Linked DNA regions of Homo sapiens: regions 2, 3 and 4 are each linked to region 1. The links are chromatin loops, found by intact Hi-C in ENCODE. Cell type or tissue: K562. All regions are shown on one strand.

What was found. Hi-C counts contacts between places; a loop is a spot of excess contacts. Peaks named below come from ENCODE experiments on the same cell type or tissue, not always from the same donor. Only the 100,000 strongest peaks of a DNase experiment are listed, where the experiment ranks them.
Region 2: it touches region 1 in a loop (9-fold over the local background); 55 of 110 quality-filtered maps call a loop at or near these places.
Region 3: it touches region 1 in a loop (2.8-fold over the local background); 14 of 110 quality-filtered maps call a loop at or near these places.
Region 4: a loop joins it to region 1, with 3 times the contacts of the local background. A loop is called at or near these places in 4 of 110 quality-filtered maps.

What each region holds. Positions count from the first base shown.
Region 1 is chr6:35,294,356-35,302,355 of GRCh38, forward strand. ZNF76 (zinc finger protein 76) reads left to right here. Exons shown (of 14, transcript NM_003427.5): 13 at 101-214; 14 at 789-1,630. The coding sequence ends at 893. DEF6 (DEF6 guanine nucleotide exchange factor) reads left to right here and starts at 3,463. Exons shown (of 11, transcript NM_022047.4): 1 at 3,463-3,597. The coding sequence starts at 3,502. RefSeq lists a silencer at 1,800-1,964. In K562, CTCF peaks have their summits at 165 (motif pointing right) and 3,401; DNase peaks (open chromatin) are centred at 156, 3,426, 4,387 and 5,486; H3K4me3 peaks cover 1,224 bases.
Region 2 is chr6:35,445,291-35,453,290 of GRCh38, forward strand. It overlaps FANCE (FA complementation group E), which reads left to right and starts at 7,048. Exons shown (of 10, transcript NM_021922.3): 1 at 7,048-7,503. The coding sequence starts at 7,256. It also overlaps the pseudogene MKRN6P. RefSeq lists a silencer at 6,699-7,598. In K562, a CTCF peak has its summit at 4,299 (motif pointing left); DNase peaks (open chromatin) are centred at 4,281, 6,971 and 7,321; H3K4me3 peaks cover 1,451 bases; H3K27me3 peaks cover 1,544 bases.
Region 3 is chr6:35,549,180-35,557,179 of GRCh38, forward strand. It overlaps the pseudogene RPS15AP19. Among named protein-coding and RNA genes, the nearest start is that of LINC03135, 9.5 kb to the left of the region's middle. In K562, a CTCF peak has its summit at 3,304; DNase peaks (open chromatin) are centred at 3,302 and 4,353; H3K27me3 peaks cover 2,181 bases.
Region 4 is chr6:35,519,159-35,527,158 of GRCh38, forward strand. No RefSeq gene overlaps it. Among named protein-coding and RNA genes, the nearest start is that of TULP1, 10 kb to the left of the region's middle. In K562, CTCF peaks have their summits at 3,841 (motif pointing right) and 7,559 (motif pointing left); a DNase peak (open chromatin) is centred at 3,823; H3K27me3 peaks cover 3,729 bases.

The DNA of each region.
Region 1 (8,000 bases):
TGGGTTGTTCCCAGCACCTTAATTGGAGGGATGTTTATTTGGATTGTGGGGAGGGAGAGTATACTGCAGGTGGAATGGAAGACCTCCTTTTGTCTTTCAGGTCACAATCATTACCTCTGGGGCTGTGGTGGCTGAGGACTCAAGTGTAGCATCTCTTCGTCATCAACAGGTGGCACTGTTGGCCACAGCCAACGGAACGCACATTGCAGTGCAGGTGAGTAGAGATCTGGGAGGAAAGGGGATCCCACGGCCAGAGAAGTCAACAAGGAATAAAGGGGAATTAGATGAGGATCTTGAAGAGAAGGGCATCTGACTCAAAAAGAGCCCATTTCAGAGGACAGATCCCTTTCCTCCTGCATCCATGCATCTGTCTCAGGCTCGCTCTTGGCTGAGGCAGAATGTTGAAGCCTCTTCTGGCCTTCAGGATAACTCCGATGGCAGTCCACCTGTGGTCCAAGCCCTTCATCATTTTGTGTCTCTGTTTCTTCATCTGGAAATGAAGGAGGCTGACGTAGATGATCACCACGGTTCTCTTCAGCCAGTCCTTCCTCCGTGAGCAAGTGGGTCTCTCTGACCCTGGCTATTCCAGGGCCCCCTGGCCATGCCTAGCCTAATAGGACTCTTCATCCGTGAACTTCATGTTTATTGGAGCCCTACTAAGTGCTCAGCGTGTGGCACTGGGTAGATGGGGGAGAGTCAAAAAAAAAAGTAGGCCACATATTACTAACACTGGAATCTAGCAGGGAGGGTCTCACTGTCTCCTTCCTTCTGCACCCCCTTCCCCACAGCTGGAGGAACAGCAGACCTTAGAGGAGGCCATCAATGTGGCCACTGCGGCCATGCAGCAAGGGGCTGTGACCCTGGAGACAACAGTGTCGGAGAGTGGCTGCTGAGTCCAAGAGGGCTGGGTCCCACACCATGCTGGAGGAAGTGCCATCTGCATGGCCACTCTTGCCCCCAAGGGCCCAGGCTGTGGCTGACACATAGAAGGTGGCCACATAGGTCTCTGGGGTGAGAAGACAGCAAGAAAACTGCCTAACTGAAGGGAATGGGGGCCCTGCTCAAGAAGGGGGCCAGGCAGCTGGAATCAGGGGAGTGCATCATCCTCGGGAGCTGACAACAGCCAGGCTACACCAGGGCACCCGCCTCTCAAAATCAGCTGGGCGCCCACTCTCCTCCTAAAGAACACCCTTCTGGCCCTCAGTCTGTTCCCCTTCTCAGGTAGAGATTGGGGCTGCTATGGGGACTGGCCCTGTAGGGTTGAGCCACAGACAGCTCTTCAGCCCAGTAGCAGTGGAGCAGGCCCTGTCCTGCCCTCCCAGCAATAACCACCTCCCTGGAGGCCAGCTGAGATGCCTGGCTACTTGGCACCAGGGACTTCCTGACACCACAGTCAATTAATTCCTCAGGGGCCTGTGGCTGAAGAAAAGGTGCCCAGCCCCCACCACTCCTCAGCTGCCCCCCAACCTCTCTATGGCAGAGAGGCAGGGAGTGGCCCTGTACATAGACTGCTGGGGATTGGGTTTGATTTGTTTTGTTTTTTTTAATTCCATTTTGATAATTTTTTTCCTGCTCTGGGTGGTGGTGGCACATGGATGAATGAGTATTTAATAAAAGTTCCAAATTTCCACCTGGGTCCCTCCATCCTTTCAGCTCTAGGCCCGGGTGGCAGGGTTGGTCAAATCAGGCTATCAGCCCTGTCTCCCTGGCACAAACCCCACTCAGCCTTGGTGCCAGAGTGGTGGGGCTGGCCTGCCAGGGACACAGGTGGGAAGGAAGCCCAGTATAAGATAAAGCCCTGAGGAGCTGCTGGTGGCTTCTTGCCCACAGCTGAGCAGGTGGGCTCCAGGGTAGCCAAACAGGACCAGGGTGACCGCTGCTTCCAGGCTCTGGCTGAATCTCAGGCCTCATGTGATTGAGCTGGGGGAACTCTTTTCCTGCCTTTTCTTGTGAAACGTAGTCAGAGCCCCTCCAACCCAGCCACCCCCAAATCACACAGTCAGCTTCTCCAAGAGGGCAAAGCCCCAGGTTAGAGTGAGGCTGGGGGACACCTTTGCCAAGGTTACTGAGATTCAAGGAGCAGAGTCTGATGCCTCTGGAGCTGAAGTCTTGGCTCTATTACCCAGCTCTGGGGGTGCCCACCTAGGTGCCTAGGACTGTGCTGTGGGATTTCAAAGCCACAATCAGACCCCACTGAAAAGTGAGTTGGTGAGACCAGATCAGCTCCAGGGGGAAGAAGGGATACAGGGGAAGGCACTTGATGGGAAGAAGCTCTGGGTTTGACTCTGCCTACACAGGAACATTGCAGGGATTGGTGGTGCCTCTTTTCCTCTCTCTGCTGTGATGGATATGCCCCAACCCCTTCCTGCCTCCTAGGATTGGAACCCCCTCCTCTGATCCAGGCATCCTCTCCCAGGATGCCTAGAAAGCTCCCATTTACTCTTGCCACCAGCTCCTTGGGAAGAGAGGGGCGGGGGCGTGCTTCCAGGCAGGAGGTATTCCCAGCACCTTACTTGGAGGGATTTTTATTTGGCTTAGGGGGTAGGGGGAGGTGTCTTAGAATTGGCCTGAGCAGATGTCTTCAACATCTGTGACCACCATTCCTGGTGTGGGCGTGTCCCAGTCCTTTTGGACACTGGATCTGAAGAAAGGAAGCACTGACATGGAGGGCCCTGAATCCCAAGCCTGCTGCTGCTGGGACCCTTAAAGTTGAGGTGCACCACAAGGCTCACCCCCATGTGTTTCAGGAAGTTTCCAGTGTCTTCAGGGCTACTGGGGCTAGAGTGGGCAGTGCTCTGAGTACCGTTTAGAGCCAGTGCTGAGGGGATAGGGAGCCAGCAAGTCAAGTGCCACATCCTGACCTGGAGAGGTGCCCTGGCCCATTTCCTTCTCCAGCTTTGTGATGTTGCCTTTGTTTCCTTCCACTTGGATGGAGTCCCACCACCATGGTAATGTTAAGTAGCACCAAAAGCTCTACCCAGAGCCTACTATGTGCTTTACGTCCATTCTCAGACATTCTTACAACACGGAGGCATTTTTCCTGCTTTACAAATGAGGAAACTGCTCAAGGAGGTTAAGTAACTTACCCAAGGCCTCCTATGTTGAACTAGGACTGGACCTTTACTCTGTCTGACCCCAATATCAGGATGAGCTTGCTTTTTCCCTCAGCAAGCTGCGTCTGGGAGCCCTGGAAGGCTCCAGAAGCCTCCGGGTCTGAGGAGGCTTCTAAAAGGGCCTCACATGCCCCGGGAGCCACGTGGATACAGAACGAGGGTTCCCGCTCTCGGAGAGTTGGTCCCCAGTTCCCATGCAGGGAGTGGAGCCTCTGAGCACTGCCAGAACAACAGGCAGGGTTCTCGACAGCACAGAGCCTCACGCAATGTGCAGGCAGGTGGTGCTCTCGCTCCACCACGGCACCTCTGCGGTCTCTGCAGCCGTTTGCATTTCCTGAAACCGGATCTTAGTGTCAGAGCCGCCCCCAGCCGGGCGGGCGCCTCAGCCATGGCCCTGCGCAAGGAACTGCTCAAGTCCATCTGGTACGCCTTTACCGCGCTGGACGTGGAGAAGAGTGGCAAAGTCTCCAAGTCCCAGCTCAAGGTGAGGGGCACCCGGGACCCGGGGGAGGACGGCAGATGCACCACACCAGCCCCTGCCGCCTGGGAGCCAGGTGTGGACACTGTGCCACTCCAGGGGCACCCAGCCATCCAGCGTCCCGGGCCTGGGGTCGGGGGGCTGGTCCTGGGTAACTGGGCCAACGTAGCCTGGTAGATGCCGCTGCCCACCCTCCAGAGACCTAGTGAAGTGTGTGCAGAAACCTTGCGCAGAACTGGGCCCCACAACTGGAGGCCAGGAGGTTCTGAGGGCCATTATGGGGTTCTGAGGGCCAGGAGCCAGGCCACATCCCAGACTCTGTGTGATGAGCACACACACCTCCACAGAGTCATGCTTGGGCACGCAGTGTGCTCTTTCTTGCTGCTTCCTCCTGACTTTCAAGAGAAACAGTTAGCCAGTGCTTGGCAGTCATTTCCTCTGGAGCTGAGAGAGGCATAAAGGGGCCGCCCCCAGTCCCAAACCTGTCTGGCCTGTCTAACCCTGCCCGCCAGGTGGGACAGAGCTGCGGAGTGGGTGAGGACTGAGGACCCTATTATACTGCTACGCAGCTCACCCCCCTATCCACCACACATATCAGGTTGGGAAACTTACCTTAGGCCTTGAGACCTCAGGTAGGGAAGGGGGAGAATCTAAGCCCAGGAAAATCCCAATCAATGATTGTCCTGAAGTCAATCATCTGGCCTAGACAATTTCTGGGAGGCCAAGGAGTTTTTCTCTCTCTTCCTCTAGTCCTCCAGTAGTGCTGCCTTCCCTACCCTAGTTAGTGGGGAGGAAGCAAGGCCCTCAGCCACTAGAATCAGCGAACACTGGGGGAAAGGAGCAAGGTAGGCCTCAGCTCTCTAGGACCTGCCATAGGGGTGCCTTCGTTCACTCTGCAAGTACTTGAGTGCCCCTCGTGAGGCTCTGTGCCTGGCATGTGGCTAGGCACTAAACTGGTGTCTCCCTGCCCCATCCTCCAAAGGAGACGTGTGGTCTCAAGGAAACCTCCATTCTTAATGACCGAGGTAGAGGGTGCTGGATACCTGAGAGATGAATGGGACAGAACAGTTATTGTGCCCCACCACCGTTCCAACCCCCTACTTTACTGAACTTGGATGTGAGGAACTTGAATATCCCAAACTGGTCCTATGTTAAATTCCTTACCTGGATTTGTGAGCATCTAATAGATGATTTCACTCCCCCAGGAAGGAGAGCCCACTACTATCTTTTGTCACCTAGGGAGAACCTCCTAACAGGCAGATTCTTCCTTACATCCTATTTAAATCTCTTGTATTGCAGATCATGTCATTTGGTTGGGTCCTCAGTATAAATGGAAAAAAGTCGATCATCCAAAATCCATTTCTGCAAACTCTGTGTCCCACCCCTACCTCCCACCCTGTCCCTTTAATATCTTGCCAGACAATACCAGCCCCCGTGGCTTTTTGCTTCCAGGGTAACATTTTCCACTTCTGTATTACCTGTGGCCACTGAGACCTCTCCAGGCTCTCTCTGCCCTTCACATGGAAAGTACAGCCTTTAAGTGGCTCCCCTTTTCCTGGTGCCATCAGCCAGTAAAGCCTCCTAGCTTGAGCCTCTGTCTTGCCCTCTAAAAGGGCCACTACCCACTCCCTCATCCCCACAGGTTGCGTATTTCTAGGGAAATACTCCATGGAGAGCTTGCATGCTTGAACTGTCCACTGTCTGTACCTCATCACAGCTCATATTGAACCTACTGCCAGCAACATCTCTGGTCACACAGGATCAATTATAGAGTTCCCTCCTACTTGACAGAAAACTTGTCAACTCTGGAAACCTGGGCTAACAGTGGGAGTCTCAGGGGCCAAGTGGGGGTGGGGCGGAAATGGCGGGGCTCCTTTCAAGCCCATAATAGTGAATATTGGAAGAGGAGGAAGTAGTGATAGTGTTGGGGGGCGGGGATTCCAGCAAAGCAAAGGAGTAATAGAGAAGTGGTCAAAAGGCAAAGGAGGAAGCAGACGAGAGAGTTATACAAGCAGGGCCCACCTCTCCCCAGAAAAGACTTGGGGATGAGGGAAAAGACCTTGGAGTCAATCTGGTTTTTTGTTGTTGTTTTAGAGATGAGATCTTGTTCTATCACTCATGCTGGAGTGCAGTGGTGCAGTCATAGCTCACGACAGCCTCAAACTCCTGGGTTCAAGCGATCTTCCTACTTCAGCCTCCTGAGTAGCTGGGACTACAGGCACATGCCACCACGCCTGGCTAATTTTTTTATTTTTTATTTTTTAGAGCCTGAGTCTCATTATGTTGCCCCGGCTGGTTTCAGACTTCTGGCCTCAAGTGATCCTCTGGCTTCTGCCTCCTGAGTAGCTGGAATTATAGTCTTGAGCCACCTCACTGGGCTGGTTACTAAAACCATCCCTAGCGTTAGGGTCCTGGGTTGGAACCTGGCAAGAGACCTGCACTAGCCCAGGGCAAGATGTGTCGGTGCGTGACATTTGCCACTTCTCCCCTAATGTGTTGGTAGACGGGCTCCCAGTGGCTGTCCTGGGCAAACCCACGATGAGGCCAGAGGGTAGGAGGAAGAACAGCACGTCCTCTGAGAAAAGCCCAAGGAGTAGGGTTGTTTCTCCTGGAAAAGAGAAGGCTTGAGGGAAAAACCAGATACTTCTTTCTCTCTTTGAATTCTTGTAGAAAGTACAATGGCTTCATCCAGTTGGGTTGAGAACAGAGAAAGTAAACCAATAGGAATGGCACTCCTGCCCAGGATGGATTTAGGTTGAACACAAAACTTCCCAGGAGTTGAGGGCTGTGAGTTCTTGCAAGGTTCCCAGAACCGCCTCTAAAAACCTTTGGAAGGTAGCCATCCTGACAGAGGGCTATAGAGAGGGGAGCCCTTGGGAATGATGTGTGTCCTACTGAACACACCCTCTTACCCAGGGGAGCAGTTTTGATTTTAGAACTAGTGGAGGATCAGCTGATAATTTGGCCTCCTTCCCCACTGACTATCAGGCAGTGGGGTGAAGGGGTATGTAGATGGAGCAGTGTGTCTCTGGTTTGATGAGGATCTTTGGGTGGCACCAGGCCTACCACTTCCTCCTTGACTGGCAGGAGCTGGGGGAAGGGAGGGAGGGTAGACAGGGGCCTTCCAGTCTCCTGCACCTCCAGCTGATATTCAGGGCAGTCCTGGAGCCCAGAGTGAGACTCTTGCCCACTGAGAATCAATGAGCTTCAGGTTTTGCCTCCTCTGGAGAGGGACAACCACCTTCTCCTTAGTGGAGGAAAAGTTAAGAACAGCTCCAGTCCAAAAACCTGCTGGCTGGCTAGGATCATTAGCTTTGTCCTGACCCCTGTGTGCTACTGGTCTCCCCAGGCTAGGATTTGTGGGTAGGGAGGGGAGGATGATTTAATGATGTGCAGAGCACTTGACTCAGAACCACGCAGGCTTGGATCCGTACTGCTCCCCATCTGGGTGACTTTAAGCAAGTCACTGTCCATCTTCAGTTTCTCATCTATAAACCAGGGGGTTGATCACCAAGCTGTCCTACAAAACTAAAGAATAAATTCTGTACCTCAAGTAGGTAAAATTGGTCTATGATGCAGCCTCTCCTTTCCCTTAACTGGGCCTCTGTCTCCTTTGATGCCCACACCCAACCCCTACAGCCCCTTCTTGCTCTCAGCAGGTGACACAGCTAATCCAAAGATTCCCACCTTTTAAAATTTCCAGTGTTCCTCCATGATAGTAGTTATGCTTTTCTAGTAACCCACTAGAATACATTTGGTAACTCTTAAAAGGAGCTGTGTCTTTTTTTTTTTTTTTTTAAGACAGAGTCTTGCTCTGTCACCCAGGTTGGAGTATAGTGGTGCAATCTCAGCTCACTGCAACCTCCACCTCCCAGGTTCAAGTGATTCTCCTGCCTCAGCCTCCCAAGTAGCTGGAATCACAGGTGCCCACCACCACGCCCAGCTAATTTTTGTATTTTTAGTAGAGCCGGGGTTTTGCCATGTTGGCCAGGCTGGTCTTGAACTCCTGACCTCAGGTGATCCACCTGCCTTGGCCTCCCAAAGTGCTGGGATTACAGGCGTGAGCTACTGCACCTGGCTGGATCTGTGTCTTTTAAAAGGATCACTTGGAACCTAGATTCATTTAAAGACCTTGCTGGGCAAGGTGGCTCACATCTGTAATCCCAGCACTTTGGGAGGCCATGGCAAGAGAATCACTTGAGTCCAGGAGTTTGAGACCAGCCCTGGCAGCATAGCAAGACCCCAACTCTACAAAAAATGAAAAAAATTAGGCATGATGGCTCCTGCCTATAGTTCCTGCTACTCTGGAGGCTGAGGTGGAAGGATCGCTTGAGCCCGAGAGGTCAAGGCTTCAGTGAGCCATGGTTATACCACTGCATTCCAGCCTGGGCAATAGAGTGAGATTCTTT
Region 2 (8,000 bases), 150 kb after region 1:
TCTCCCAGGCTGGAGTGCAGTGGCACGATCTTGGCTCACTGCAACCTCCGCCTCCTGGTTCAAGCGATTCTTCTGCCTCAGCCTCCTGAGTAGCTGGGACTATAGGCACATGCCATCACGACTGGCTAATTTTTGAATTTTTAGTAGAGACAGGGTTTCACCATATTGGCCAGGCTGGTCTCGAACTCCTGGCCTCGTGATCTGCCTGCCTTGGCCTCCCAAAGTGCTGGGATTACAGTCTGTTTTTTTTGTTTTTGAAATGAAGTCTCCCTCTGTTGCCCAGGCTAGAGTGCAATGGCATGATCTCAGCTCACTGCAACCTCCGCCTCCTGGGTTCAGGCGATTCTCCTGCCTCAGCCTCCTGAGTAGCTGAGATTACAGGCACTCGCCACCACACCTGGCTAATTTCTGTATTTTTACTAGAGATGGTTTCGCCATGTTGGCCAGGCTGGTCTTGAACTCCTGACCTCAGGTGATCCACCCACCTCGGCCTCCCAAAGTGCTGAGATTACAGGTATGAGCCACCGAGCCTGGCCTATATGAGAGGCTTCTAATTCTGACTGGTCTCTAATCCACTTGGGGGCAGGACGTGGGTTACCACAGAGTCTTGCATGCAGGAAATGCTCAGTGGTTGCCTCAGGGGTGAGTGAATGGATGCAGTTTTCCCAACAGCTGCTGACAGGGATCACGGCCACTCCCAGGAGTCTCTGCCAAAGTTCCACCTTGTCCGAGAGCTCATGGCGCCACTTCAGAGCCTGGACCTTGAGGTGCAGCAGGTTGTGGGTGAGGGGTGGCAAAAGATGGCTTTCTGGCCCTCTGGGACACCCAGATCTGCTGGGGGAGGGCTTGGTGGCCACTGAGGCTGAATGTGGGCATGCGGGTGGAGTGTCTGACCCTACCTGTGGCTGCCTGGGAAGCAGGACAGTCGGGATGTGGTGTGTGGCATCTGCATGGACAAAGTGTGGGACAAGCCAGAGGCCCAGCGGGTCTTCGGCATCCTGCCCAACTGCACCCATGCCCACTGTCTGGGCTGCCTGCGCACCTGGCGGAAGAACCGGCAGGACTTCCCGCTGGATGTCATCAAGTCAGTGTCATGGGGGTCCCAACAGGGATGGAGGGAAACACCCCAGTGAGGAGGCTGGCCTGGGGGCCTGTGACTATTCTCCCACATTCTACTCCACTGCTCAGGGCGTGTCCACAGTGCCGTGTCCATTCCAGCTACATCATCCCCCACAAGTTCTGGGTGAGCAAGGGGGCCCAGAAGGAGCAACTCATCAGGAACTTCAAGGCTCGGACCAGGTGAGGCTGCAGAGGGAACGAGACTCAGGGTTAGGGAAGTGGAGAAGGTAGCCCCTGATTCATTCTGGTTCAGCCATGGTTCCCAGCCAGTGAATCCCCAAAGCCCTGAAGTTTAGAGTGACCAAAATGGCAGGTGAAGGCATGAACTATTTTCATGATTTCAGAAAGCCCAGTTAATAAGGCCAGGCATGGTAGCTCACACCTGTAATCCCAGCACTTTGGGAGGCCAAGGCGGGCAGATCACCTGAGGTCAGGAGTTCAAGACCACCTGACCAACATGGTGAAACCCCGTCTCTACTAAAAATACAAAAATTAGCCAGACGTGATTGCAGGCGCCTGTAATCCCAGCTACTCGGGAGGCTGAGACAGGAGAATCGCTTGAACCCTGGAGGTGGAGGTTGCAGTGAGCTGAGATTGTGCCACTGCACTCCAGCCTGGGCAACAAGAGTGAAACTCTGTCTCAAAAAAAAGGAAAGAAAGCCCACTTAATAAACGGAGAGTGGCTGAGATAGCAGAAGGAACACCAGGGCCAATTTTCTCTTCTAACTTGGCTCAGAATCAACTTAGAGCAACTCTGGTTCTCTCTGCACCATGAGAAGCCTTGCTTTGGCTTTTATTTCCAATTTGTCATAAGGCAGGAAAGTAAACTGATATGAATACATGTTATTTGCTTAGCTGCTCTTTGAAAACATGGGGTGGCTGAGAAGGGGGCTGAAAGGCAGCCTTATTGGATAGGTCTGAATCTCTTGGGGAGGGTAAGCACTTATTCAAAATCTGGAATTAGCTGCAATTCCAAGTTCCTAACTCCACCTTCCCAAAGGGTTTACTACACTTGATCTATGCAAAGTGTATTTGGGTAAAGGGAGGGATAAAGAAGGAGGCCTCGTCTTCACCCAGGAGATAGTCAGGCGTGTTCTGGAGACACCTGTGAACGCTAATAGCTGCATCAACAAAATTACTGAAGGAAACACTAACTCGAGTGACTCTTACAGAAGGGGAAGTATTTAAGCTGTGCATGGGAAGAACAGGGTTCCTCAGGAGGAGAAAAAAGAGGGTGTCCCAGGCAAAGAGAGATGGAAGTGAGGAAATACAGTTGACCCTTGAACAACTTAGGGGTTAGGGGCACCGAACCCCATGCAATCGAAAATCCATATAGAATGTTGTTGTTGCTGTTGTTGTTGTTGAGACAGAGCCTCGCTCTGTTGCCCAGGCTGGAGTGCAGTGGTGCAATCTCGGCTCACTGCAGCCTCAGCCTCCTGGCTCAAGCAATCCTCCCCAGTAGCTGGTACTATAGGCGCGCACCACCATGCCTGGCTAATTTTTGTATTTTTTGTAGAGACAGGGTTTTGCCATGTTTCCCAGGCTGGTCTTGAACTGCTGAGGTCAAACGATCCACCCGCCTCAGCCTCCCAAAGTGCTGGGATGACAGGCGTGAGCCACCACACCTGGCCATGTATAACTTTTGACTCCCCCAAAACTTAACTAATAACATGCCGCTGACCAGAACCCTTTCGGACAACATAAAGTCAATTAATACAGATTTTATATGTTATATGTATTATATAACATAATATGTATTCTTACAATAAAGTGAGCTAGAGAAAAGAAACGTTAAAATCATAAAGGAGAAAATATATTTACTATTCATTAGGTGAAAGCAGATTACCATAAACGACTTGATCCTCATTGTCTTCACATTGAGTAGAAGGACGAAGAGGAGGGAATTGGTTTTGCTGTCTCCAGGATCTTGTCTGCGTATAAGCTGCCCCAGGCAATTCAAGCCTGTGTTGTTCAACAGCAACTGTACTGGCAGCTGGGCCACCAGTTGGAAGTTTCCCAAGGGGAGCGCTCAGGACTGGATGTGATAGGAGATGGTGTAGATGGAGGTTTATTGTGTGACAGGCTTTGTATCTCGTAAACTGCATGAGGCAGGGACTCTTACTATCCTCATACTGTAGAAGAAGAAACTGAGGGGCTGGGCACGGTGGCTCACACCTGTAATCCCAGCACTTTGGGAGGCTGACGGGGAGGAACTCTTGAGCCCAGGAGTTGAGACCAGCCTGGGCAACATGGTGAAGCCCCATCTCTACAAAAAATATAAAAATTAGCCAGGCATGATGGCACACGCGTGCAGTCCCAGCTACTCAAGAGGCTGAGGCAGGAGGATCACCTGAGCCCCAGGAGGTCAAGGCTGCAGTGAGCGTAATCATGCCATTGCACTCCAACCTGGGTGACAGAGCAAGAACCCTGTCTCAAAAAAAAAAAAAAAAAAAAACAAAAAGGCCGGGCACGGTGGCTCACACCTGTAATCCCAGCACTTTGGGAGGGCAAGGTGGGTGGATTATCTGAGGTCAGGAGTTTGAGACCAGCCTGAGCAACATGGTGAAAACCCGTCTCTACTAAAAATACAAAAAAATTAGATGGGCGTGGTGGTGGGTGCCTGTAATCCTAGCTACTTGGGAGGCTGAGGCAGGAGAATCGCCTGAACTTGGGAGATGGAGGTTTCAGTGAGCCCAGATCATGATACTGCACTCCAACCTGGGCAACAAATGTGAAACTCCATCTCAAAAACAAAAAAAAGTCTGGTATAGTGGTTCACACCTGTAATCCCAGCACTTTGGGAGGCTGAGGTGGTTGGATAACCTGAGGTCAGGAGTTCAAGACCAGCCTGGCCAATTTTGTGAAACCCCACCTCTACTAAAAATATGAAAATTAGCTGCACGTGGTGGCATGCACCTGTAGTCCCAGCTACTCGGGAGGCTGAGACAGGAGAATTGCTTGAACCCCAGAGGTGGGTGTTGCAATGAGCCGAGATTGCACCACTGCACTCCAGCCTGGGTGACAGAGCAAGACTCCATCTCAAACAAACAAACAAACAAAAAACCCAAAAAACAAACAAAATAAACCAGAAAAATGAAAGGAGGTTCCCAGGGCCGCTGCTGTTGCTGGCTCAGAGACTGAGAAGTACAGAAAGGGGCCCCTTAAGATACTTTACTGCCATCTGCTGGAAGATAGAATAAATGTAAAAGCTACACTATGATGCTAGTGGTGTCCGCTTAGATGCGGGGCTTTGGTGCTGTGTACAACCTGCCCAACCTTATGTGTCAGCCTTGAGTGCCCCTTGTTCTTGGGGTAACAGGTTTTGAAGGTGATGGTCGTCGTCTTCTCTCTCATAGCCAGATCCGATGCCGGTTCTTCGTGCGAGGGAATGGCCGCTGCCCCTTCAAATCTGAGTGTATCTACCTGCACCAGCTCCCAGCTAAGGCTGGGACCTCCGGTCCTCCCTGGCCTGAGAGAGTGCAACTGGCCTCTGGGAGTGAGGTGGTAACCGCAGGGGTATGGGGCAGGGGAGGCTGCTGGTCATGGCTTATAATAAATGTTTGTGATAAATATGAAACCTATGGATGGTATCTATGATGCTAATATGGTGCCTACTTAGATGTGGCACCTTTGTGCTATGTACAATCTGCCCAACCTTATATGTGAGTCTTGAGTTCCTCCATTCCTGAGGCAACCAGTGTTGAAGTTGATGGGTTTTCACTGATTTTTCTCTCTACTCCCAGGTGCTGGGCCCAGCATTGTTCCTAAGGGGTGCTGAGCCAGAGGACAATGTGCTCTTCACAGACGGTGCCCTGGCCATGACCTTCTGGGGTTCAGAACTCCTGCAGGACCCCAACAGTTCTTACCATGGCCTTCTGTAATCAGGATCAACTTGAGGAAAATTGGGGTGAGGGGAAGGAGTTTCTAGGTGGTAGGTCTTTCCCTTTTAGGGTTTGGTGGGGGGGCAAAAGTAGCAAGCCCTCCACCCCCATGAACTGCAGCAGTGACACAGCTGGGGACATGGAGGAATGGGGGAGGGCTCCTGGAATGAGGAAGGTTCAAACCCTCTTGCCAGGGCCTTGGTTTTTAACTTTGCTCTTTTGTAGAATGACTCTGAAAGAAAACCAATAAAATGCACCTAAGTTATCATTGCTGGTGTCTGAAGAGTGGTCCGCTCATAGCCCAGCCCCACTGCCAAGTGCAATAAGGCTGCTTCTGCATTCAATCTGTTGCAATATTACTTGTCACTTAGCTTCTGGAAAACTTCACAGTGCATTTTTGCATTATGAAAATAGTAATAACCTCATGAATCTTGTGAAAGGGACTCGGGGATCCACCAGGGTCCTTGAGCCATGTTTAGAACTTTTCCTCCCTGTTCCCTTTCAGGTGGCCAGAATACAGACCTTGGTGGGTGGGAGCCACAGCCACTCAGAGTAAAGCTGTAGGTGAGGATGCACAGGGCATTGCAGGCTTTTTAGCATTCTTGGCCCTGCCTGCTATTCATCAGGTCCCACTCCTCTAACAGCTTGTCATTCGAAGACCCAAAACATCCCCTGTAAAGTTAGAGCTGCTTACCTGAAACAGAAGGTGTCTGGAAGAAACTTCTTTCTTGCTATTTTGGCATTTGCAAAGCAGCCATTATCTAAGAAATATCACTAGTCTTTCCCGACATCTCCCTTGAAATCATTTTGGCTCAAATGGAGATCAGATCAAGCTCAAGATACTCCCATGGCTTTCCATACTATTCAGAGTGAAAGCCCAACTCCTTTCTGTGACCTCAGGCCTCTTAAGATCTGACCTGGTTCCCACTCTGATCTCAACTCCTATTACTATCCAGCAAGTGCCCTCCGTTCCAGCCATGCTTTTGCCCCAGAGCCCCCCCGCCCTCCACAGGGAGGACTGAAATGGTCTTCTCACAGACTTCTATCTGGCTTGCCAACCTCATCTTCACATTCATCTTGCCTGACCACCCTATTTAAAAGCACTTCGTGCTGTGTGTCGGTGTTATGTTCTTTTTGAACACATCACAAACATTGTTTAATTAGCTTTCCGTCTCTCCCCAGTTGTGTGACAATGAGGGCCAGGATCTTTGTTTTGTTCCCAGTATCCCCAGTCCCTAGGTGCTCAGTAAACATTTCCTGAATGAAGGGCTGTGTGTGGCAGCAGAGCTGGGACAGGAAATACAAGCTAGCCCCCAAAGCAAGGTTTAGGAGGCACTGTGGGGCTCTTCTCGCTTATTTCCTACGCTTTGCAGTGATCCCACCCTTGGCTGGAAGCCAAGTTCTCCAGCGGACTTCCTTAAACTGAACCCTAGGAAGTGGAGCCACACCTGGCCCCCTATAAACGACCCAGAGCAAGGTTACTGCTTGGTCTTTGGGAGGAAGTTCAGAAGAAAGTCTTTGGCCGTATTAATAGTGTTAGGTTTTACTGTGACCATGTCATTCTCAGGGATGTTTGTATATCAAATACTATTTCTGGAGAGGACTGAAACCCAAATGATAGCACTTTTGGCCTGTGGAAGAGATGAAGCTAAGTGGGGTGGTAAATTGTGGTCAAATTCTATGGTGAAGTCCATGACAAGCAACATGCCGTCAGCGTAAATACAGCGCGGGTCCTCTAGCACAACAGAACCCCTGACATCCACTCCATTCCACTACTTTGGGGAGTGATGAAGAAAGGGAGAGGGTTGGGGTCGTCAGCGGCGGATCCACCCCTCCATCAACCCCCGCCCCCGCCCCGCTCCAGGCTCCCTGGCCCGACACCGCCCACAAACTAACCACTTGTTTTGTCCACGCCCCCTCCCATGGGCACGCCCCAGGCCTTGGCCCCGCCCACCTACTCCGGCTGGACTTGTGCCCGGCCCTGCCCCTTGCGACCGGCCCTCGCGCCGGCCTCACGTTCAGGCTCCGCCCCCGGCCGCGCCTCCCTCCTTCCCTTTCCGACAGCGCGGGAACGGCTGCGGCTTCGGGCGGCCGGGTTTCTCCGGTCTCCCAACGCCGAGGAGAGCTTGTAACAGGCGCTGGAGCTGGCCCGCCACCGCCGCGTCAGGGACGGCGCTGGAGTCCTCCGTTCCCCTCAGCCTCTGAGCTGAGGCCCCACACCAGAGTAGGGGGCGGCGCGGCACCCGTGCCCCGGCATGGCGACACCGGACGCGGGGCTCCCTGGGGCTGAGGGCGTGGAGCCGGCGCCCTGGGCGCAGCTGGAGGCCCCCGCCCGCCTCCTGCTGCAGGCGCTGCAGGCGGGGCCTGAGGGGGCGCGGCGCGGCCTGGGGGTGCTCCGGGCGCTGGGCAGCCGCGGCTGGGAGCCCTTCGACTGGGGTCGCTTGCTCGAGGCCCTGTGCCGGGAGGAGCCGGTCGTGCAGGGGCCTGACGGCCGTCTGGAGCTGTAAGTCCTCGCCCGCGGCCCCTTAGCAGGTATGGGAGGCGGGGGGCTGTCGGGGGAACGACACACACAGAGGTGAAATAAGCCCCTTCAGCGACGGCCTGCCGCGCACCCTATGAGCAGGGGCACCCTTCACTGAGCACTTGCTGTGTGCGGGACATCGAGGATCCGGGAACTCGAGGCACACGCCTTCTGTTCGCTGTAAGGTATAGTGATGATAAGTGGAGGCAAATCACTTTTGATCGCGTACTTCCATCTCTAAAAAACTGGACTCGTACGTCCAGTGTAAGTATACTTATGTATAAAGTGTACACATGTGTTAAAATACGTACATTTTAAAGTACAAAAATAGATACTTAAAACGTGATGGTGGAATACGTATCCGCTATCCTGGTGGCTGTATGCTCTGCTTTTCAAAGCATAACGTTCACTTTAAGGCAAGATTGCTTTCTCTAAGAATGGTAACTGTGAATCCATATTTTAGTGTTCTTGATAATTTC
Region 3 (8,000 bases), 250 kb after region 1:
GGCATGATCTTGGCTCACTATAACCTCCGCCTCCTGGGTTCAAGTGATTCTCCTGCTTCAGCCTCCCAAGTAGCTGGGATTACAGGCACTTGCCACCATGCCTGGCTAATTTTTTTTTTTTTTTAGTAGAGACAGGGTTTTACCATGTTGGTCAGGCTGGTCTCGATCTCCTGACCTCAAGCAATCCACCCGCCTCAGCCTCCCAAAGTGCTGCAATTACAGTCGTGAACCAACGTGCCTGGCAACCTTAGTTTCTTATTTGTGCTTTGGCTTTACGGAAGAGTTTTTTTTTTTTTTAAATTTTTAAATGAAATACTTATTTGAATTTTTCACCTGCTCAGTGGTAAAAATTTTCTAATAAGTGTTCTTCAGTTTTTGTATATTTATCTTGTTCCTTTCTTCCTTTTTTCTTTTTTTTAAATTTATTTTTTATGTTGTAGAAACAATGTTTCCCTGTGTTGGCCAGACTGGTCTTGAATTACTGGGCTCAAGTGATCCTTCCCTCTTAGCCCCCCAAAGTTCTGGGATGATAGGCATAAGCCACCACACCTGGCCCCTTTCCTCCTTTTTTCTTCTAGTGTCTTTGCATAGATCCCCTACTGATTCATCTTTAATTTATTTGAGAGGGTGAGCTTTTCAGGTGGAATAAGAGCCAGGGCCTTTTCCAAGGAGTAGGTCAATGCTGGGGCAGAGTTGTCAACTGCCAGGCTGACTGTGGAAGGCACACCCCAACATGCACCCAGAGCCCCTGGGCAAAGGCTGTGAGGCTTGCTGGTTCCAGGCAGTGACAGAAATCTGTGTCATCATTGGCTGACCACTAAGCTAACCAAGAAAAGACTTCAGTAGCCATATACAACACAGAATATAGACTTCACAGAATTAAGTCAGAAAAGTCACTAAGCAAACAACAGTAATTACAACAAATCCTGGGGAGGGAGAAGAATCTATTTCTAGAGCTGCCACATCTTGTTATTCAAAATGTCCATTTTTCAAAAAAATTATGAGACATGAAAAGGAAAAAGAAAGTATGGACCCATACACAGGAAAAAAAGCAACCAGTAAAAACTGTTCCTGAGGAAATCCAAACAATGAACCCACTTGAAAAAAATACTTAATCAGCTATTTCAAATATGTTTAGCCAGGCACTGTGGTGGGCACTTGTAGTCCCAGCTACTCAGGAGGCTGAAGTGGGAGGATTGCAGGAGTTTGAGACCAACCTGGGCAAAATAGTGAGACCTCCATTTCAAAAAAAGTTTAAAAAACTTAAGAAAACCGTGTCTAAAGAATTAAATGAAAGTATAAGAATAACTTACCAAACAGAATATCAACAAAGATAGGAATTATAATAAAGAACCAAGTAGAAATTCTGGAGTTGAAAAGCACAATAACTGAAATGAAAAATTCACTAGAGGGGCTCAACAACAGATTTGAGCAGGCAAAGAATGAGTGACCTTGAAGATAGGTTAGCTGAGATGATCTAGTTTGAGGAAGGGGGAAAGGAGAGAATGAAGAAAAAGGAACAGACTAAGATCTGTAGGACATCATCAAACATACCAGCATACACAAAATGGGAGTCCCCAAAGGAGAGAGACAGAGAAAGGTGAGGAAAAAATTTGAAGAAGAAAGTGGCCAAAAGTGTCTCACATTTTATTAAAAACATTAATAGTTTACTTCAAGCAGAATAAACTCAAAGACATTCACACCTAGACACATTATAATCAAATGATTGAAAGTCAAAGCCAAAGAGACTTTTGATGGCTGGTTGCTGTGGCTGATGCCTGTAATCCCAGCACTTTGGGAGCCCAAGTCCAGTGGATCACCTGAGGTCAGGAGTTCTAGACCAGCCTGGGCAATATAGTGAGATCCCATCTCTATTAAAAATACAAAAATTGGCTGGGTGTGGTGGCTCACACCTGTAAATCCAGCACTTTGGGAGGCCAAGGTGGGTGGATCACAAGGTCAGGAGTTCAAGACCAGCCTGGCCAAGATGGTGAAACCCTGTCTCTACTAAAAATACAAAAATTAGCCGGGCGTGGTGGTGGGTACCTGTAACCCCAGCTGCTTGGGAGGCTGAGGCAGGGAATTGCTTGAACCCAGGAGGTGGAGGTTGTAGTGAGCCGAGATCGTGCCACTGCACTCCAGCCTGGGTGACAGAGTGAGACTCCATCTCCAAAAAAAAAAAAAAAAATTATCCATCTCAAAAAAAAAAATTATCCGGGTATGATAGTGGGCGCCTGTAGTCCCAGCTACTTGGGAGGCTGAGGCAGGAGAATTGCTTGAACCTATGAGGTGGAGGTTGCAGTGAGCTAAGATTGCGCCACTGCACTCCAGACTGGACGACAGAGTGAGACTGTCTTAAAAAAAAATCAAAATTTTGAAAGTAGCAAGAAGTAGCAAGAGAGAAACTACTCATTGCAGACAGCCATCCTCAGTAAGATTCACAGGTAATTCCCCATCAGAATCTATGGCAGCCAGAGGGCAGAGGGAAGATGGAGAAATTAAGACATTCCCAGATAAACATATATCGTCTCTACAAAAAAAAAAAAAAAAAAAAAAAAAAAAGCCAGGCATGGTGGTGTACACCTCTAATCCCAGCTACCCAGGAGTCTGAGGCAGGAGGATCACTTGATCCTGGGAGTCTGAGGCTGCAGGATGCTATGATCATGCTGCTGTACCTCAGTCCAGGTGATGGAGTGAGACCCTGCCTCTAAAAAATTTTTTTAAAATAAAGATCTGAGCAGGGGTAGTAGTGTGCACCTGTAGACCCAGCTGCTCCGGACCCTGAGGCAGGAGGATCACTTAGCCCAGGAGTCTGAGGCTGTATGTGCGATGATCATGCCTGTGAATAACCACTGTACTCCAGCCTTAGCGACATAGTGAGACCGTGTCTCTGAGAGAAAAAAAAAAAAAGGAAAAAAAAGAAAAGAAATACTTCAGATCAATAACTTAAGCTTCCATCTTAAGAAACTAGAAAAAGAAGATCAAACTAAACCAGAAGCAAGTAGAGGGAATAAGATCATAAAAATTAGAGTACAGATAAATAAAATAGAGAATAGAAAAACAATAGAGTAAATCAGTGAAACCAAGAATTGGGTTTTTAAAAGATTAACAAAATTGACAATGCAAAGCTACTCTTCTCCCATCACACAGTCTGATTTCTGCAAATACGGTATTTCAGTTATCTGTTGCTGTATGACAAATCACCCCAAAACGTAGTGGCTTAAGACAGCAGCAACCATTTAAATAAAAATTCTGTATTTTAGGCAGGCTCTGTGGGTATGACTCAACTCTGCCTCCACATGGTGGTGGCTGGAATTGCATGCATCCAGAAGCTCAACTGGGCTGTAACTTCCAAGATGTTCCACTCACAGCTGGTAGCTGGTGCTGTTAGCTGAGGCTACAGTTCTGGGCTTTTCCTTGTTCTATCTTGGGCTTCCTTACAGCATGGCAACTGCATTCCAAGAAGGAGTGTTTCAAGTATTGAGAGTGGAAGCTGCCGATGTCCTGGAGACCAACCTTGAAAGTCACACAACATCACTTCTGACACCTTCTATTGGTCAAAGCGTGACACAGCCTGTCCAAATTCAAGGGGAGGGGAAACAGACTCCACTTCTTCATGGGAGGAGTGGCAAAGAAATTGCAGCCATCTTTATTCCATCACATATGGCTTGCCTGCATGATTCCTCAATTGGCCGCTTTTGCTTTGTTCCTTGGGAGCAAAGCAGACCCAGGGGTGTTCTTGCAGCTGCTGTTGATCTGCTCCAGTTGCTGCAAAAAGATTTTATTTATTTACTTATTTATTTGAGATGGAGTTTCGCTCTTGTTGCCCAAGCTGGAGTGCAATGGCGCAATCTTAGCTCACTGCAATCTCTGCCTTCTGGGTTCAAGCAATTCTCCTGCCTCAGCCTCCCGAGTAGCTGAGGTTACAGGCATGCGCCACCATGCCTGGCTAGTTTTGTATTTTTAATACAGACGGGGTTTCTCCATGTTGGTCAGGCTGGTCTCGAACTCCCAACCTCAGGTGATCCACCCACCTGGGCCTCCCAAAGTGTTGGGATTACAGGCGTGAGCCAACGTGCCCAGCCAAGATTTTATTTTTATACACTAGGGTGTGCCCCTCGCCCTCAAGGCATGCACTTTGCTGCTTCTCACATTTGGGTGTGTGTAGGGGGATGGGAAACCAGGCAGAGAGGTCATGGGCACAGACTCTGGGGCCAGATGGCCCGGGTTTGAATTCTGCCCGTGTCACCTGCTTACTGTGTGACTGTGCGCAGTCACGTCATCTTTCTGAGCCTCAGCGTCATTGCAAATGCTGTGCAAGTGTTTGCTTCTGCAGTTGCTACTGCTCTATCTGCAGCCACAGGCACCCTCTGTGATCTTCCTCCTGTCCCTCTGCTGGATCCCTGCTGCCTTCAGCACTCTGGCCTATTTTAGTACTCAGGATCTCGGGTAGCTCCTAGGTTTACTGGAAATGGATTTTATGTTTCTGTATCTCATTCTCCATGTTGCTTCTCATGATTTTTGAGAGGAGGGAGGAAAATGCTAATTTTATTCTACCATACACAAACCAGAAGTCCAAAAAAAACAATTTTTTTCTTTTTTTGAGACAGGGTCTTGCTCTGTCGCCCAAGCTGGAGTGCAGTGGTATGCTCTGGGCTCACTGTAACCTCTGCCTCCCAAGTTCAAGCGATTCTTGTGCCTCAGCCTCCGAAGTAGCTGGGATTACAAGCACAGGCCACCATACCGGGCTATTTTTGTATTTTTAGCAGAGACGGGGTTTCATCATGTTGGCCAGGCTGGTCTTGAACTCCTGACCTCAGGTGATCCACCCACCTCAGCCTCCCAAGGTGTTGGGATTACAGGCGTGAGCCACTGTGCCTGACCCAACAAAAACAATTTTGAAGAGGAACAAGAATAAGCTTTCACCACCAGCTATCATGATTAAAACTATGGTCTTGGCACATGGATAGCTGTGTGTCTTTGTCCCTCTTTATCCATCCTAATGGAACAGAATTGGCAGCCTAGAAAGAAATCCAACGGGTGCAGGAGTTTGGCTCTGACAGAGGTGGCATAACAAACCATGAAGGAAAGAATGGACTAAGCGGTACGTGGTGCTGAAAAAGCTAATATTAGATCCTTACCTTCCACCATACAAAGTACATTCTAGACTAAATACCTACACAGTGTCCGTTTAAATATAGAGGCCCTGGCCGGGTGCAGTGGCTCACACCTATAATCCCAGCACTTTGGGAAGCCGAGGCGGGCGAATCACTTGAGGTCAGGAGTTTGAGACCAGCCTGGTCAACATGGTGAAACCCTGTCTCTACTACAGATACAAAAATTAGCCAGGTGTGGTGGCACACACCTGTAATCCCAGCTACTTGGGAGGCTGAGGCAGAAGAATTGCTTGAACCCAGGAAGCAGAGGTTGCAGTAAGCTGAGATCACACCATTGCACTCCAGCCTGGGCAACAGGCTCCATCTCAAAATAAATAAGTAAAAATAAATAAAAAATAAAAATGGTGGGCCTAACATACACTCTTCTCCCCATGGAAGCCCCTTTCCTCTGAAAAGACAGTAAAGGAATTTAAGAAGTATCAAGCCAAAAGGACAAAGGGAATGAACAGGACAGGAGAGAGCAGCACACAGCGCTGGCAGAATTTTAGAAGCTGGAAAGGGGATGGCTGGAGGGTGACAGAGTCAGCAGCAGGGAGAAGGTGGCACCAAGTATGCAGAGGACCTGGCCAGCCAAAAGGAAGTGGGTTTGTAACGCAGAGCCTGCGCAAGGCAGTAGGTGCTTCTGAAGGGGGGTGTTCAGCATGGGGCTGAAAGAGAGGAGAAGCTGAAAGTCTTCCAGAGACCACTCCCATTACATGCAGCCAGGCAGCTGCCCCTCCCTGCTCCAAGCGGAACACTGGCCTCTTCTCTGGCAAGGCTGTGCCATATACATGTTCAACTTGGTGACCTTGGCAACCCCAGACTCAGCTGAGGATGGAGGGAGGTAACAGCCTGGAAAGAGCATGGGTGAGTGGATGCTGACTTCCAGGAAAATTCCTCTCTGGGGAAATGGACCAGCTCAAGAGGAAAAAGCCACAGAGACTTCCATTCTGGGGCTTCCCAATAACCTTTCTTTTCTTTTTTCTTTTTTTATTAATAGAGACAGGTTCTCGCTGTGTTGCCTAGACTGGCCTTGAACTCCTGGGCTCAAGCGATCCCCCTGCCTTTGCCTCCTAAAGTGCTGGGATCACAGGTGTGAGCCACCTTGCCCAGCCCCCAATAACCTTTCATATGACAAGTTGCTAAGCCTCACCTAGAATCAAGGACATAGAAATCAAAGCAACAGTGAGATATAATGTCCCATAAAATTGGAAAAAGTTAATGGATTTTCTAAAACCAAATGGTGGTAAATATGTGGGAAACCTGAACTCATACTCACGCTGATGGTTTTTGGTAAACTAGTACAACTACTTGGGAGTTTGTCAATACCTAGTGAAGTTGCAGATGCTTAGACCCTATGTCGACTTTCATACATGGACACAAGGAGACAGGTGTACAAGGATATGTGTCGTAGCACTGTTCACAATAGTAAAAATGTGGGAACAACCTAACTGTGCCCCAAGAATGGAATGAATATAGTTGATAAGTTGTCTCTTAAAAAAAAAAAGCTTTTCCGCCATCTTCCCACGACGCCACCATGGTGTGCGTGAACGTCCTGGCCGATGCTCTCAAGAGCATCAACAATGCCGAAAAGAGAGGCAAACGCCCAGTGCTTATTAGGCCGTGCTCCAAACTCATCGTCCGGTTTCTCACTGTGATGATGAAGCATGGTTACATTGGCGAATTTGAAATCATTGATGATCGCAGAGCTGGGAAAATTGTTGCGAACCTCACAGGCAGGCTAAACAAGTGTGGAGTGATCAGCCCCAGATTCGGTGTGCAACTCAAAGATCTAGAAAATGGCAGAATAATCTGCTTCCATCCCACCAGTTTGGTTTCATTGTACTGACAACCTCAGCTGGCATCATGGACCATGAAGAAGCAAGACGAAAACACACAGGAGGGAAAATCCTGGGATTCTTTTTCTAGGGATGTAATACATATATTTACAAATAAAATGTCTCATGGAAAAAAAAGAAAAAAGACAGGGTCTTGCTCTGTCACCCAGGCTGGAGTGCAGTGGCACAATCATGGCTCACTGCAGCCTAGAACTCCTGGGCTCAAGCGATCCTCCCACCTCAACCTCCCCAGTAGCTGGGACTACAGAGGCATGCCACCCTAACCGCCTAATTTTTAAATTTTTTGTAGAGATGAGGTTTCACTATGTTTCCCAAGCTGGTCTCAAACTCCTGGACTCAAGTGATCCTCCCACCTCAGCTCTCTAGTAGCTGGTACTATAGGCATATGCCACCACACGGGCTAATTTTATTTTATTTTATTTTATTTATTTATTTACTGTTTATTTATTGAGACAGAGTCTCGCTCTGCCACCCAGGCTGGAGTGCAGTGGTGCAATCTCGGTTCACCGCAAGCTCTGCCTTCTGGGTTGATGCCATTCTCCTGCCTCAGCCTCCCGAGTAACTGGGACTATAGGCGCCCGCCACCACACCTGGCTAATGTTTTTTTTTCTTTTTTGTATTTTTAGTAGAGACGGGGTTTCACTGTATTAACCAGGATGGTCTCGATCTCCTGACCTCGTGATCCGCCCACCTCGGACTCCCAAAGTGCTGGGATTACAGGCGTGAGCCACCGTGGCTGGCCTTATTTATTTATGTTTTTAAAGAGACGAGGGTCTCACTGTGCTGCCCAGGCTGGTCGTGAATTCCTGGCTTCAAAGGATCCTTCCACTTCAGCCTTCCAAAGTGTTGGGATTACAGGCATAAGCTATGATACCTGGCTGATCCTGTCTCTAAAATAAAAAGAAATTTTAAAAAGTGAGTTGCAAAAGCATCACCCTTTTTAACCAGATCCTTAACTGTAAGCAACAGAAAATCCTTCTGACTT
Region 4 (8,000 bases), 220 kb after region 1:
TAACTTGTCCAAGGTCACACAGCCAGTGTTTAGTGGAGCCATTCCACTGACCAAGCACCTACTATGTGCTTGGTTTTACTTGTGTTATTTCTAGTCCCTACGGAAACTTCAAAAGGCAAGCAGGCATTTTTCTTCACCTCCCTGTGCCTCTATTTTTCTAGTCCATAAAGTGGTGACGACACTTGGAATCGACTTTATGGAAATTGCCGTGAAAATTGAATAGATAGAAACGTGCAGTGCTTAGCACAGTGCTGGCCACAGAGCAAGTATCCTATGAAATGTCAGCTATGTGCTGTTTTACCTTCATTTCACCAGTAAGGAAATGGAGGCCCAGGTCCCTAAAGGAACTCCACCTCAGGCCTCCAGGGCTTAGCTTACCTGGCACAGAGGTGAAAGGAGGCGACTTTGGAGAAAGTTAAAGGAGAGTGGTTTTGCCCAGAAACAGACCCAGTGTCCCGCTTCCCCAGGTTTCTGCTGGGTGGCCTTGGGCAAGCATTCCCCCTGCTTGGAGGCTCCAGCCTGGGCATCAGTGTCTCAAACGGGCAAAAGACATTTTGCATCTCAAAAGGATCCATGCAGGTGGGCTCATCAGAAATGGGAACTGCGGTCACCTGAGGGTGTGTCTGGGCTCTTGTGAAATAGAAAGTAGGGCTGAGCTTTGATCAGGCTCACACAGGCTTAAGTTTTGTCCAGGTTGTGTTGTTACATCACATAGCCCCTGGCCGTCTGTTCTAAAAGGAATTTTCTCTCAGTGAACCCTAGGAGTCCAGTGCCAGGGTTCTTGTGTTATCCTTGCTTCTTGGAGGCTCAGAGAGGTTAAGTCACTGTCCAGGTCTCCCAGGTGGGCAGTGTGAGTGAGTGGGATTCGGGCAGATTCTCTGAGCTCAGAGCCCGGGCACAGCCCCACTTTGGCCCGCAGAGGGGCTTCTCAATTGTTGGTTGGACAAAGCCCTGGGTGGCAGCTGGGCACTGGCTGCAGGAGCTGGAAATGCAATGCAAGCCCAGTCTTTGCCCTCATGGAGCTCACAGCCTGGGAGATGAGAGTTGCTGGTGGGCATGTACAGAGAATGAAACAAAAACACTCATGTCTTCTCTAGAGAGAAATCTGGACGGGGCACAGTGACTCATGCCTGTAATCCCAGCACTTTGGGAGGCCGAGGCGGGCGGATCACCTGAGGTCAGAAGTTCGAGACCAGCCTGGCCAACATGGCGAAACCCCGTCTCTACTAAAAAATACAAAAATTAGCCGGGCGTAGTGGCAGGCGCCTTAATCCCAGCTACTTGGGAGGCAGAGGCAGGAGAATCGTTTGAACTAGGGAGGCGGAGGTTGCAGTGAGCCGAGATCAAGCCATTGCACTCAAACCTGGGGGACAAGAGCGAGACTTCTCTCAGAAAAAAAAAAAAGAAGAAAAGAAAGTGGAATCTGGACTGGGCGTGGTGGCTCACACCTGTAATCCCAGCACTTTGAGAAGCCGAGGCAGGTGGATCACTTGAGGTCAGGAGTTCGAGATCAGCCTGGCCAACATGGTGAAACCCCATCTCTACTAAAAATACAAAAATTTGCCAGAAGTGGTGATGCATGCCTGTAGTCTGAGTTACTTGGGAGGCTGAGGCAGGAGGATCGCTTGAGCCTGGGAAGTGGAGGTCGTAGTGAGCTGAGAGGGCACCACTGCACTCCAGCCTGGGCGATGGGAGTAAAACCTTACCTCGAGAAAAAAAAAGTGGAATCTGACAAGTGATGCTACTGGGGGCCTCCATGGCTTTTCACAGAATCCATGTGAATCTGAGCTGGCCCCAGCAGAGTCAGGAATCCCTGGGTAGACACAGTTCTTCCCTCTGCTCACACATGCCCAGGCACAGGCTGCTCTCTGTCTTCCGAAGCCATCATGCTGCACAGGGACAGCTGCTTGGGAAGCTTTTCCACCCATGAGGCCAATTCTGTCTCAGTACAGCACCCCTCTGTGGTCCACTGGGCCCCCCACAGTGGGACAGTCACAGTCTTAGTTCAGCCAGAGAGGGGCCTCCACCCTCCAAGCCCCCAAGGACCCAGGGGTAGAAGCAGCAGCAGTCCCCTGGTCCTCAGCTCCTATGCCCAGGGCAAGTGAATGGGGACCAGATCTGCAGATCTGTTTCTGTCCAGTCAGGCAGAGACCAATAGGAGAGATGGATGAGGGCCGGAGCCAGAGGACAGACAATGAGACAGGTCAGGCTGTTGTGGTGCGGCGTGAGGTCCATTCAATAGCTATTCATTGAGCCCCTACTGTATGCAGGGCACTTCTAGGCACTCCACTCACAGCAGTGAACAGAATGGACCAAAGTCCCTGCCCCTGAAATACTCAAAAGATGTCCTTGAGCCTCTGCGTCCCATCCCTACTTCCCTCTGTGTTAACAGGAGGGGTGCCTGTGCACCTTTCCTGTGTCCATGCCAGTCCCCCCAAGAGGGGCCTGACTGCCCTGCTTGCTTACCCTGGCTCAGTCGGTTGAGTCCAGTGGTGGGAAACTCGGATTACCGGCTGGATCCTGTGCCTGCCTCTGTGCCCGCTCTCTTTGATGGCTAGCCCCTCCCTATGGGACAGTGATCTTTCTAGAACAGAAAAGAGCAGTTCTCTTGATAATTGGCGAGTAGTCCAAACGGGGTGCGACTGATGGAGTAGTGATACTACTATTAGCAGTAGCAGTAGCTGTATTCATTGAGAGCTTGCTGGGTTCCAGGCACTGCTCTAAGTGCTTTATCTGCTGTATTAGCTCGTTTAATACTCAACAATTAGGCCCTGCAGGGTGGCTCACGCCTGTAATCCCAGCACTTTGGGAGGCTGAGGCAAGAGAACTGCTTGAGGCCGGGAGTTCAAGGCTGCAGTGAGCTACGATCACACCACTGCACTCCAGTCTAGTCAATAAAGCAAGACCCTGACTCAAACAAAAAAAGAAAAAAAAAACTCGACAATTTTACATGATTTACAGTTTTCACACCTGTTTTACATTGGAGGAAACTTCACGGAAATGTGCAGTCACTTGCTGAAGGTCAGTACCCAGCAAAGCCTCCCTCCAGAGCCGCTCTGGAGCCACCCCACCCCACGCTAGGGGCAGGAGGATCAGAGCCCCTGCTGCAGGCTGGAGGCTGTCCCGAGGTGCACGCCCTCTGCTGCAGCTGCATATTTGTGAGTCCCCGGAGCCAAACACTTGGCTAGCACCCCCAGAGCAGAGGGAAGAGCCCCGAAACAGAATGGGCGAGTTCAGAGCAGTGGCTGTCACTCTGGCTGCCCATCAGGATCCCTCCTGAGCCTTACAGCGCCCTAGACTGGTTCATCAGAACCCCTGGTGTAGGGCCCAGGCGTCAGCATTCGTCAAGGATCCCCAGGTGAATTCAATGTCCAGCCAAAGCGGGGAACTACCAGGGTAGAGGCCTTGTGGCTTATTGGAAATAGTTGTGGGTTAAAACCCACCTGGGCTTGAGACTTGGCTCCGTCATTTCAAGCTGTGTGACTCTGCGCCAGTCACTTAATTTCACTGAGCCTCAATGTCCTCAGCTGTGAAAAAGGGGTAAGTCCCTCTACCGTACAAAGGGGTTGTGAGGGTGGAATGAGACAGTGTCTGCAAGGACTCTAGCACGTAGGCTCCATCTTTACTAGTAAGGAGGGGGCAGGACAGACTAGGCTGGCAGAGCGGAGGCAACGACTCATCATCGCTGGAATGGGTCTGTGGAATGTGTTGGGACCCCCGAACCCCAGGCCCTCCCACCGTGGGCTTTCAGCTCTTCCGGGAGCTTAAGGCTTCTGACGGGGGCCAGCCCAGGCTTGGAGTGGGAGGGCGGGGAGGGTGCACTGACTTAGCCTTACCACCAGGTGGCGACACGAACACACCCACCGGGGAGGACACCGGCCCCGCGGAAGGTGAGGATAACTGGGAATACCAGGCATGTTACAGGACTTGGTTTTGGTTTGGTTTGGTTTTAGTACTAGGTACATATTTTCTTTCATTTCCATTGACTTCGTGCCACAGTCCTGTGGTAGCGCCACTGCCCTCCTTTAGCGGGTGAAGAAACTGAGGTGGTGCTGGCAACTAGGATGTGAACTCCACATCCGCTTCCTGACCACGGAGTCAACAGCAGTCAGAGCTGCAAGGGAAAGCGTCAAGTCCCGCGGTTCCTAAACCTGTCTGATGATAAAAATCATCCAAGGCTCTTAAAAAAAAGAAGAAAAATATCCTGGGCCACAGGCCAGATATTGAATTAGAATCTCCTGGGAAAAGAGGCCTGAGAATGTGTGTGGTTAAGAGCACCTGGCCGGGCGCGGTGGCTCACGCCTGTGATCCCAGCACTTTGGGAGGCCAAGGAGGGAGGATCACTTGAGGCCAGGAGTTCAAGATTAGCCTGAGCACATAGTGAGAGCCTGTCTCAATTTAAAGAAAAAGTTAAAGGCCGGGGGTGGTGGCTCACACCTGTAATCCCAACAGTGGGAGGCCGAGGCAGGCGGATCACTTGAGGTCGGGAGTTTGAGACCAGCCTGGCCAACATGATGAAACCCCATCTCTACTAAAAATACAAAAATTAGCTGAGCATGGTGGCGGGCGCCTGTAATCCCAGCTATTCGGGAGGCCGAGGCAGGACAATTGCTTGAACCCAGCAGGTGGAGTTTGCCGTAAGCTGAGATCGTGCCACTGCACTCCAGCCTGGGCGACAGAGTGAGACTCTGTCTCAAAAAAACAAAACAAAACCCAAACAACAACAACAAAAACCACAAGAGCACCTGTTTTAGAAATAAGGATCTGTTTCCAGAGAGGAAAGTGACCTGCCCACAGTCACACAGTGAATCCCCTCTAAGCTCCTATCGAAGCTCCTCACACCCTCTAGTCCAGAAGCCAGGCCACTCCCCACAAAGACGAGACCCTCTACCAAATGACCCAGCAATCTCAATTCTGGGTTTATGCTCAAATGAAAGCAGGGTCTCGGCCAGGCGCGATGGCTCACGCCTGTAATCCCAGCACTTTGGGAGGCCGAGGCAGGCAGATCACGAGGTCAGGAAATCGAGACCATCCTGGTTAACACGGTGAAACCCCGTCTGTACTAAAAAAAATACAAAAAAATTAGCCGGGCGTTGTGGCGGGCGCCTGTAGTCCCAGCTACTCGGGAGGCTGAGGCAGGAGAATGGCATGAACCCGGGAGGCGGAGGTTGCAGTGAGCTGAGATCGTGCCACTGCACTCCAGCCTGGGCGACAGAGCGAGACTCTATCTCAAAAAAAAAAAAATATGAAAGCAGGGTCTCGAAGAGATACTTGTACATTCATGTCCTTAGCAGCATTATTTGCAGTAGCTGAAATGTGGAAGCAACAGTAGTGTCCATCGTCTGATGAATGGATGAACAAAATGTGGTGTACCCATACAGTGGAACATTATTCAGCCTGAAAAAGGAAGGACATTCTGACACAGCTACAGATGGAGGAACCTGGAGGACATTATGCTAAGTGAAGTAAGCCAGACACAAAAAGACAAATACTGTATGATTCCACTTATGGGAGGTATTTAAAGTAGTCAAATTCATAGAGACAGAAAGAATGGTGGTTGCCAGGGGCTGAGGTAGGGGGAATGGTAAGTTACTGTTTAATGGACACAAAGTTTCAGTTTTGCAAGATGAAAGAATTCTGGAGATGGATGGTGGTGATGGTTGCACAACAATGTGAATGTTACATTGAAAAATGGTTAAAATGGGTTGGGCCCAGTGGTTCATACCTGTAATTCTAGCACTTTGGGAGGCCAAGGCAAGAGGATCACTTGAGGCCATGAGTGGTCAAGACCAGCCTGGTAACATGGTGAGACACCCCGCCCCTACAAAAAAAAATGGTTAAGATGGTAAATTTTATGTCATGCATATTTTATCACACATATACACCCAGAGCAGAGGGCAGTGCACCCCCAGAATACACACACACACACACACACACACACACACACACACACACACGAGACAATCTGCGCCCAGTCTGATTTTTTTTTTTTTTTTTTTGAGATGGAGTCTTGCTCTGTCGCCCAGGCTGGAGTGCAGTGGTGCAATCTCAGCTCACTGCAACTTCCGCCTCCTAGGTTCAAGCGATTCTCCTGCCTCAGCCTGCTGAGTAGCTGAGATTACAGGTGCCCGCCACCACACCTGGCTAATTTTTGTACTTCTTTAGTAGAGACGGGGTTTCGCCATGTTGGCCAGGCTGGTCTCAAACTCCTGACCTCGGGTGATCCACCTGCCTGGGCCTCCCAAAGTGCTGGGATTACAGGCATGAGCTACCACGCCTGGCCCTGATTTTCTTTATCTTTTTTTTTTTTTTTTTTTTAGTGAGATGGTCTCACTCTGTTGCTCAGGCTGGAGTGTAGTGGCTCCATGATCATGGCTCACTGCAGCTTCCTGCCACCACTACTGACTAAATTTATTTATTTATTTATTTATTTATTTTAGAGACTATGTCCCGTTGAGTTGCCCAGGCTGGTCTCAAACTCCTGGGCTCAAGCAATCCTCCCACCTCTGTGGTCCAAAGTTCTGGGATTACAGGCGTGAACCACCACGCCCGGCTGATAGTTCTTCATTGTTGTTTAAATTTATGTGAATATTTATTAGATCTAAAGTAGAATGTCCAGAATTTGCTACTGTCCTTGACAGCCTCAGAATGATTTTCCCCAAAATGTTAGTATCCAATTTATAATATACTGAAGAAAACAAATCCATGGTTATTGTTAAAATAAGTCAATAAAACTGCTAAGTTGGCCGAGCACGGTGGCTCACGCCTATAATCCCAGCACTTTGGGAGGTTGAGGCAGGCGCATTACCTGAAGCCAGGAGTTCAAGACCAGCCTGGCCAACATGATGAAACCCCATCTCTACTAAAAATACAAAAATTAGCCGGGCATGGTGGCGGGCACCTGTAGTCCCAGCTACTCAGGAGGCTGAGGCAGGAGAATCACTTGAACCCAGGAGGTGGAGGTTGCAGTGAGCCGAGATCATGCCACTGCATGGAGCCTGGGCGACAAAGTGAGACTCTGTCTCAAACAAATAAACAAACACAACAAAACAAAAACTACTAGGGCTATGATTGAAGGAGGAGACGGCTCTTGCTTTGACTGTTCCTCCTTATTCAGCAGAAGTTCCGGGTTTTCACAGGGAGGCTCTTAGGGCAGAGGGATGGTGATGGGGAGCACTTAAATAAAACCCCTGCTGTTCATTTAGACTCAGGGCCATTTTCGTTTGTTTGTTTGTTTGTTTTTGAGACGGAGTCTGGCTCTATCACCCAGGCTGGAGTGCAGTGGCACGATCTCGGCTCACTGCAACCTCCATCCCCCAGGTTCAAGTGATTCTCCTGCCTCAGCCTCCCAAGTAGCTGGGACTACAGGTGCCCGCCACCATGCCCGGCTAATTTTTTGTATTTTTAGTAGAGGCGAGGTTTCACCATGTTAGCCAGGATGGTCTTGATCTCCTGACCTCCTGATCAACCTGCCTCTGCCTCCCAAAGTGATGGGATTACAGGCGTGAGCCACTGCGTCCAGCTGACTCAGGGCTGTTTTGCTGCTCCACCTGCTGGTATTAGGTGGCTCCTAGGTCACTCCCCTTGTGATAGGACAAAAATGGTCAAGGAGAAGCTGGGCAGATTTCTCCCACCCTGGCCCACTAGAGCCCCATAATTTCTCCGCCATCTCACCTCCTTCTTAAGACTGATTCAGGGCCAGGCACCATGGCTCATGCCTGTAACTCCAGCACTTTGGAAGGCCAAGGCGAGTGGATTCCTTGAGCTCAGGAGTTCGAGACCAACCTGGGTAACATGGAGAAACAAACCTCGTCTCTACAAAAAATACAAAAATTAGCTGGCGGTGGTGGCACATGCCTGTAGTCCCAGCTACTGGAGGGGCTGAGATGGGAGGATCACTTGAGCCCAGGAGGTCAAGGCTGCAATGGGCCGTGATTGAACCACTTGTCTCAAAACAAAAAAAAAGACTAATCATCCCATATTGGGAAAGTGGCTAAGTT